2 separate regions of the Homo sapiens genome follow, and region 2 is linked to region 1. A link is an interaction called in ENCODE POLR2A ChIA-PET data of the cell type or tissue named here. Cell type or tissue: PC-3. All regions are shown on one strand.

The links. ChIA-PET counts read pairs that join two places held together with the same protein. Peaks named below come from ENCODE experiments on the same cell type or tissue, not always from the same donor. Only the 100,000 strongest peaks of a DNase experiment are listed, where the experiment ranks them.
Region 2: POLR2A ChIA-PET joins it to region 1 with 5 read pairs; 2 of 35 experiments call an interaction of 5 or more read pairs at or near these places.

The regions. Positions count from the first base shown.
Region 1 is chr3:158,723,973-158,727,972 of GRCh38, reverse strand. All of the region lies in intron 1 of RARRES1 (retinoic acid receptor responder 1), which reads left to right. Among named protein-coding and RNA genes, the nearest start is that of RARRES1, 6.5 kb to the left of the region's middle. In PC-3, a CTCF peak has its summit at 41 (motif pointing left); DNase peaks (open chromatin) are centred at 12 and 2,452; H3K4me3 peaks cover 170 bases; H3K27ac peaks cover 4,000 bases.
Region 2 is chr3:158,599,325-158,603,324 of GRCh38, reverse strand. MLF1 (myeloid leukemia factor 1) reads right to left here. Exons shown (of 8, transcript NM_001369783.1): 6 at 3,152-3,311; 7 at 386-518. Among named protein-coding and RNA genes, the nearest start is that of MLF1, 30 kb to the right of the region's middle. In PC-3, no CTCF peak of the experiment used is centred here; no DNase peak of the experiment used is centred here.

The sequences.
Region 1 (4,000 bases):
TCATTTTAAAAATACTGTTGCCCTCTGGTGGTGAAATGCAGCAATAGCTGTGGTAGTAAATTCAAGGAAGAACTAAGTGCTAGCTGGAGGTGGGTGGAGTGGAGTGGAGGAAGTGTTGTTTTGTTTTGTTGCTAATTGTAGGCGAAATCACAGACCACGATTTGTGTTCCCTCACTGCCCCCACCTGATGCCTTTCTTACCTGGCCTTACACTACCTTTCCATAACCAATGAGGCTTTTACTTTTCTAGTATTACATGGCATAGGCTCAGGACCCACAGTTGGAGTGGTGGGAGATTTTGGATGGTGCTGAGCGATCTTATGCTTCCCAGGGTTTCCTGGATCATCCCCACAATGTTTGCCCCGCTCCTGACTATTCAAGGCTGTCCCTTACTTGAAGACAAGTCTCCTCTTGCCACTCAGCAAGTTCTGGGACCACTGGCTCTGCGTGGAGCATTTGGTGAGAGGCCGGCCTTTTACTAACATTTTGAGAGACTAGCTGAAATCTTCAAGTGCACACACTCTGTAAGAAAGTCAACCCATTCTGGAATCCACTATTGTTTAGGAATTGGCCACTTAAACAAAACACCCTCTGACCAGGCCAAGACCAGTGGTTGGAAACATACTTTAAACACTTGATCAAAGCATATGGGGAGAGGGGAGCTATGCCCATATCTTAATTGCTTCTATTTAAAATAAAATCTGTAAGTGTACATTTATCATCTATCTTTTGATATAGGGCCAAGGCCATTTAACTGGAGCTCCTTCCAGTCTGCACTGGTCATTTCTTACATTGTTATAAAGGAATATCTGAGACTGGGTAATTTATAAAGAAAAGAGCTTTGATTGGCTCATGGTTTTGCAGGCTCCCCAGGAAGTGTGGTGCTGGCATCCGCTTCTGGAGAGGCCTCAAGGAGCTTACAATCATGGCAGAGGGCAACAGGGAGCCAGCATGTCACATGGCAAGAACGGGAGCAAGAGAGCAAGTGGGGAGCTGCCACACCCTCAAACAACCAGATCTCAGAGCAAGAATTCACGTATCACCAAGGGGAGGGTGCCAAACCATTCATGAAGGACCCACCTCCATAATCCAGTCACCTCCCACCAGGGCCCCCTCATCTCCAAATTGGAAAGCACATTTCAACATGAGATTTGAAGAGGACAAACATCCAAATCATATCACAGTCTTTCTAGCAAGAAAACACACCCATGGGGAATCGTTTGTGGTTTCCATTTTTGTTTACTTATGGTGGAATGAGCTCTCAAAGAATATGCTGAACAACCCTCTGCTTTTACTTTTCCTTGCCTAATCTCAGCTTATTAACACCAATTCAACAGCTAAATTTCTAAAGCATTTAACTTGACTTCATGGACATGACATCTTTGTTTGTACCCGCTCTTCACCAGTTTACAGAATATTTACTTATGTAATGAGGTACTAAGTACATCTGATATATGCAAGTTTGGGAGCAAAGCAGCTGGCTTTGGGTAAGCATCAGGCCAGGCCCATATAGGCCACTAGGCAGGAGCCCGTGCTCGGGGGTTCAGTCCACCGTGGGTCTGACAGCAAGCATGGAGCCCTGTCCACTAGGCCACAAGGCAGTTAGGAGAGCACTTACTCTACTATGAAAACCTTTATTCCTTTGTGATTTCTCAATCTATAAAGCACATTAATACAACATAATTTAATTACTGCTCTTGAGGTCTTCTCTCCATTAATGTCAATAATTTTGAGGTGATTCAGGAGACTAGGAAAGCAAAACATTAAATTGTCCATTGAAACAAAAACTGGAGAATTAAAAAGGCTGCAATGAACATAGAGGGAGAAGATAAGTAATAAAATACTCAAGTGAACTAAGGGAGAAGATAAGTAATAAAATACTCAAGTGAACTAGTCTTAATTTTCATGTAAGGAAAGCTCCTAAGGGCTTTTATAGGCATTAGGAAAGAACAGCAGGGAGGGGGATATTTGCAAGATAAACTAGGATCTCTTCAGTGCCCTCACACTGCCCTAAGGATGAAACATAACAATTCTGAAAGCACAGAAGAGACAGGCAGGAATCTCTCCTTCCAGGCAATGTTTGTGCTGAAATAGCACAGATGTGCCTACGGTCTCCACCCCATCACCCACCACAGCAGCCATCCGGTCTGCAGACTCTGATCGCAGAGTCTGGGTCTAGCATGGGGTGAGAAAGGCCACTAGGTCCCGGGGTTAAAGCTTTGACTTTGACCTCCTTGGCACTTTGCCTCAATCTCCTAAGCTAACTACACCCGGATGAGCTAGCCAGTAGGAATGTTTTTTTTACCATTTTATAATAAATTGTTTTTAAACCACAATTTTTTTTTTACCAGCCCACGACATTTTCCACTTGGCTTTCCACATGTGGAGTCATAGCCAAGGATGCATGTAATCACAGAGCATTAGTAATGTCCCACATCAAGACCGGCAGTGGTGGGTCATGACTGTTAACTGCCAGAAGTCTGGCTTGGCTGCAGACTCATCCTTTAAGGACCTAGGTTGTTCTGCTGGAGACTGCATGTAAATAATCAGCCCACAACGACTGACATTGTGAGGCATGGAAGGTTATACATACACACACACTCGCCCAAATCCAACCTGAAACTTGATCTCACTTGCTGTTAAGCAGTGTATCGCCCCAGAGATGTATGACACTTATGTGACCTCGGCATTTATTTGCCTTTTTGGATGGTGCCTCAGTTGAAGAATGTTTCACAGAGATAGTCCCACAGTGGCTGGAGACAGTAGCCATAACAAATCCACTCTGGCTGACTTGCTATGGTTGTTCAGGATGTCCCTAGCCAGAAAAATCAAATTACAAAAGGAAATCTTCGCCGGGCATGTTGGCTCACACCTGTAATCCCAGCACTTTGGGAGGCCGAGGTTGGAGGACTGCTTGAGCCCAGGAGTTCAAGACCAGCCTGGGCAACGTGATGAGACCCCATCTCTACAAAAAATAAGTTAGCCACATGTGGTGGCACGTACTTGTAGTCCCAGCTACTTGGAAGGCTGAGGTGGGAGGATCACCTGACCCTGGGAAAGTTGAGGCTGCAGTGAGCCCTGATTGCACCACTGCCTTCCAGACTGGGCTAACATAGTGAGACCCTGTCTGGAAAAAAAAAAAAAAGAAAGGGAGTCTTGTACCATGGCTGTGTATAGGATGTATGTGATCCGTGGTCATCCCAAGGGCACATGCCCACACAGAACATGACATTAAGGATCACAGTAATTCTGTATTGGTATTGTGTCCTATTGCTGCTATAACAAATGACCTCAGATTTAGTGAGTTAAAACAACACAAACTTACTCACTTATGGTTCTGGAGGGTAGAAGCCTGAAATGGGTCTCCCTGGGCCAAAATTAAGGTGTCTGCAGGGCTTTGTTCCTTCTGGAGGCTCTAGAGGAGAATCCATTTCCGGCTTCTAGAGACCACCTGTGCTCCTTGGCTCATGACTCCATCCTCCATCAAAGCAAACAGCATAGCATCTTCTGATTATGACACTACTGTCTGCTTCTCATAGGACCCTTGTGATTACATTGTGCCCACAGGAATAATCCAGGATAATCCCATCTCAAGATCCTTAATCACATTGGCAAAATCCTTTTTGCCATGTAAAATAACATAGTCACAGATGCCAGGGATTAGGCAGTGGACATCTTCGGGCAAGGGCTGTGGGGGGGCATTATTCAGCCTACCACACCCCGTGTCCAGGCTGGCTGTGAGCTCCTGCAAATATTTACCATTCTGCCCGACATATGCCGGTACCCAGAAAATGCAGCTCTTGCTCCCACCTCCTGTCTTGCTGACCTCTGCAGCCTTGCTAACCTCACATGTGAACCCACCTGCCCTCTCCTCTCTAGCTCAGTACTCGACCATAGGCTGCTTTGTCAAAGCTCCTGAACAGCCAATTTTCTTTCCACTCTGCCCATGTGCTTGCCTATCCCAAACGAGACGGTCAGCTTCTACAGGGCGCAAGGTATTA
Region 2 (4,000 bases), 120 kb after region 1:
CCCTCTCCCCTTATCATATCTCTAGATATCTTTACCAGTGTGAAATGTATGACTCTATCTATATCCATATTACAATGTGTTTTACAAGAATAACTACACTACAGGATATCAGTTTTCCTTAAGAGGATTTTGGTCTCTGTCTTCTGAGGCATAGTTTACTAGTGAATTACTAACCATAAAATCCTAAACTATTATTGATTTTTAGATATAAATTTAAATTTGTGTGGAATAATCAGCTTTCATATAAAATTATTACATCTTTCACAAAAGATACTGTGGATACAATTTGGATGATCATCAAAACTTTCTGATAACAGAAGTAAATTACATAACTTTACTTCAAATTCTTCTTAAAAAACCAAACTATTTTAGAAACAACTTTTACCTTCTTTTAAGTTCTCGGGAGCCAGGATTCTCATGGCCAACACTTCTCATTCTAGTGTTTCCTAGATTGTGTCGTCCTGGTTTGTACTTCAAAACCTCACTTTGCCACTCCTCATCAAAAGCATGAGCATCACCTATGTCAAACAGAAAAATAATGGGAATAAGTATTAAGGTATCAACTGTCAGTAACTGCCTTGCTCCCACATATTTCAGTCTAGTCTGGTGTTTTCATTAGTGTAACCTCAATACAGAGGCAGGAAGCTGCTTCAAATATAAGGGTCTTTGACAAAAGTAGTATTTGTTTTCCTGTCTGTTCCTCTCCTATTCCTACTGATGATCTAGTTATTGATGATCTATTTTTTCAACTGCCTGGATAACATATTATTCTACCCAATGGACCAGCTGACCTAATTATATTAACTAACAGTTTTTCTTCCTGGGTCATCTCACAGTGAATATACTCTTCCTGTATAGTGTATACTTCTGTGGCTAGCACTTCTATTCACCTAACCATCTTTCTGTGTAACTTGACCTCACAAGTTTCTGTTGTCAATTTCCTAAGACAGGTTACTCAGCTAGAATGTCAATTCATGTTGTTATGAAGTAATCTAACTTCCATAATAGCAACAATAGAGACATGATAGTACTTCTTAAGACTGCTTTAAAATATTATGTTCCTTCACTCAATTTTTCATCAAAATGTTGATTATTGTGAAATACTCAGTATATATATAAATGTGATAAAATTACAGAGGTTACAAATAAACACAGGTCACAATATCATGGCTTCTATCTTACTGCATAAGAATAATTTTATCAAACCCCAGCCAGGTGTGGTGGCTCACGCCTGTAATCCCGGCACTTTGGGAGGCTGAGGTGGGCGGATCACAAGGTCAGGAGATCAAGACCATCCTGGCTAACATGGTGAAACCACGTCTCTACTAAAAATAGAAAAAATTAGCCAGGCATGGTGGCGGGCACCTGTAGTCCCAGCTACTCAGGAGGCTGTGGCAGGAGAATGGCGTGAACCTGGGAGGCGGAGCTTGCAGTGAGCCGAGATCACACCACTGCACCACTGCACTCCAGCCTGGACAACAGAGCGAGACTCCGTCTCAAAAAAAAAAAAAAAAAAAAGAATAATTTTATCAAACCCCAATGTTAATAGAATTTCTTCCTCCCCTCCACCCAACACAGTCTTGCTCTTTTGCCCAGGCTGGAGTGCAATGCGTGATCTTGGCTCACTGCAACCTCTGCCTTCCGGGTTCAAGAGATTCTCCTGTCTCAGCCTCCCAAGTAGCTGGGATTACAGGCGCGGGCCACCATGCCCAGCTGATTTTTGTATTTTTATTTATTTTATTTATTTATTTTTTTGAGACAGAGTCTCGCTCTGTCGCCCAGGCTGGAGTGCAAGGGCTCGATCTTGGCTCACTGCAACCTCCGCCTCCTGGGTTCAAGCGATTCTCCTGCTTCAGCCCCACGAGTAGCTGGGATTACAGGCACGTGCACCACCATGCCCGGCTAATTTTTGTATTTTTAGTAGAGACGGGGTTTCACCATGTTGGTCAGGCTGGTCTTGAACTCCTGACCTCGTGATCTGCCCGCCTTGGCCTCCCAAAGTGCCAGGATTACAGGCGTGAGTCACTGTGCCGGGCCCTGATTTTTGTATTTTTAGTAGAGATGGGGTTTCACCATGTTGGCCAGGCTGGTCTCGAACTTATGACCCCATGATCTACCTGCCTCGGCCTCTCAAAGTGCTGGGATTACAGGCATGAGCCACCGTGCCCGGCCAGAATTTCTTTTTTAATACAACAATTTAAAATTTAAACACTCTATTATGGAAAAACATTATTCAAAATACTTTCTGAAACTAGGAGATGAATCCAACTAAATTTTAATATAATTTCATTATTGAATTAATACAATTAAATATAAAAGCTTAATATTGATTTAAAAATTAATAAAAATAATTTAAATTTAATGATTAAATTTGTTAATAAATTGTAATATAATTAAAAACTACAGGGAGAAGAGTTAGGACACTAGAAGGATGTAAATGCATTGAAGAATAAATACAAAATCCAGAAAAAGAAAAGATTTACTTGAGAGAGAGAGACATACATGTAATCTAACATATAACAGAAATTAAAATCTTGTCTATACAAAAGCCTAAGTACTACTGAACAGTACAGAATGATTTAAGTAAAAATTATGGCTTATTTACAATAAAACTTTAAGGTAACCACTTAAAATGCTTTTGAAAAATAGCATCATAAGTAACTTTACAATTATAATGGTAAATTAAAATAAGCACAATATAAACTATATAAAAGTAGAATAATAATTTGAGAAAAAAGTGTTTATATATATAAAATGATTAGGAAGAAATACATTAAAATATTACTAGTATTTTGAGTTTGGATTATGGATTATTTTTGTCTTTATACTTTTCAAATGTACTTTCTTGATAATCAGAAAAAATATTTAAAGACACATTTTGCCTAATGATATTACTAAATAACAATTCAAAAGATTCCACTTTCCAAGGATAAAATAAAAATAAGTAATATCCCATATTGCCAAAAATCACTATAAAAAAGAGCTCTCCTATGAAAGGATGAAAACACAATCCTATTACTTTCACAAGGTATTCTCTACATGCATTATTCAAAAACTACATCTTATGACATGTTTCTAAAAAAAAATTCATCAAGTACGGCTGTTATTTTAAATTTATAAGAAAGAATATTATTTTTTTGTGATAACTTACTTTCATTCATATTGATGAACTCCTGGTTGACCTCTTCATCTCCAGTCTTCTTGTTCTTTGACTTTTTAATGACATGAGCTCGGTCATGGATATGATGACCAATAGCCATTTTTTCTAGTCCACTGTCAGAATCTCTCATTGCTTTCCTGGTTTCCTTTATCTGTAAAAATAAAGAAATTTTATTATTATTTAAATATATATAGAATGTATATCTCAGGGCCAGCTTACCTACAGAGATATGGCCATAGATCTATTGCTCTAAAAATAATGTGTGCTCAGTTCCACTATTAACTTGTGGTAAAACTGTGGTAATAAGTCTCTGATATTTCCTGAACTCCTTAAAATGAAAATGTCTACAACAAACAGAACCCATACAATTTAACCTTTTTCCAAATTGTAATCAAATATTAAAACAAAAGTAGCAATTATAGTTTAATGCCTTCAAGACTGTCTTAGATAATGTAATAGAAGGAAGTTTATGGTGGGATTCCTACAAATAAGGGCAACTAATTATTCATCAGTCATATTGATTGGCTTGAATCTCATGATTCCCGACTATCAACTCTATGGAAGTATTATAAGAATATTTCTGATAGCAACTAACATGATTTACTGTGGGACATCTACAATTATATTCTGTTTACATTTAAGTTTGTCACTTTTAGAAAGTTAAAATTAAAATGTCTGAGATTAATTAGCAGAACTATGGCAAAAGCATCATTAAAAGGTTCATCTTTATATGTAAGAACTAAAAAATGTACTACTTCACATTCATTAGATTGGTAAACCTAAATTTTTACTATAAGTACTAACAAGGAAGTAGAGAAATGGAAACTCACAAGCCACAGT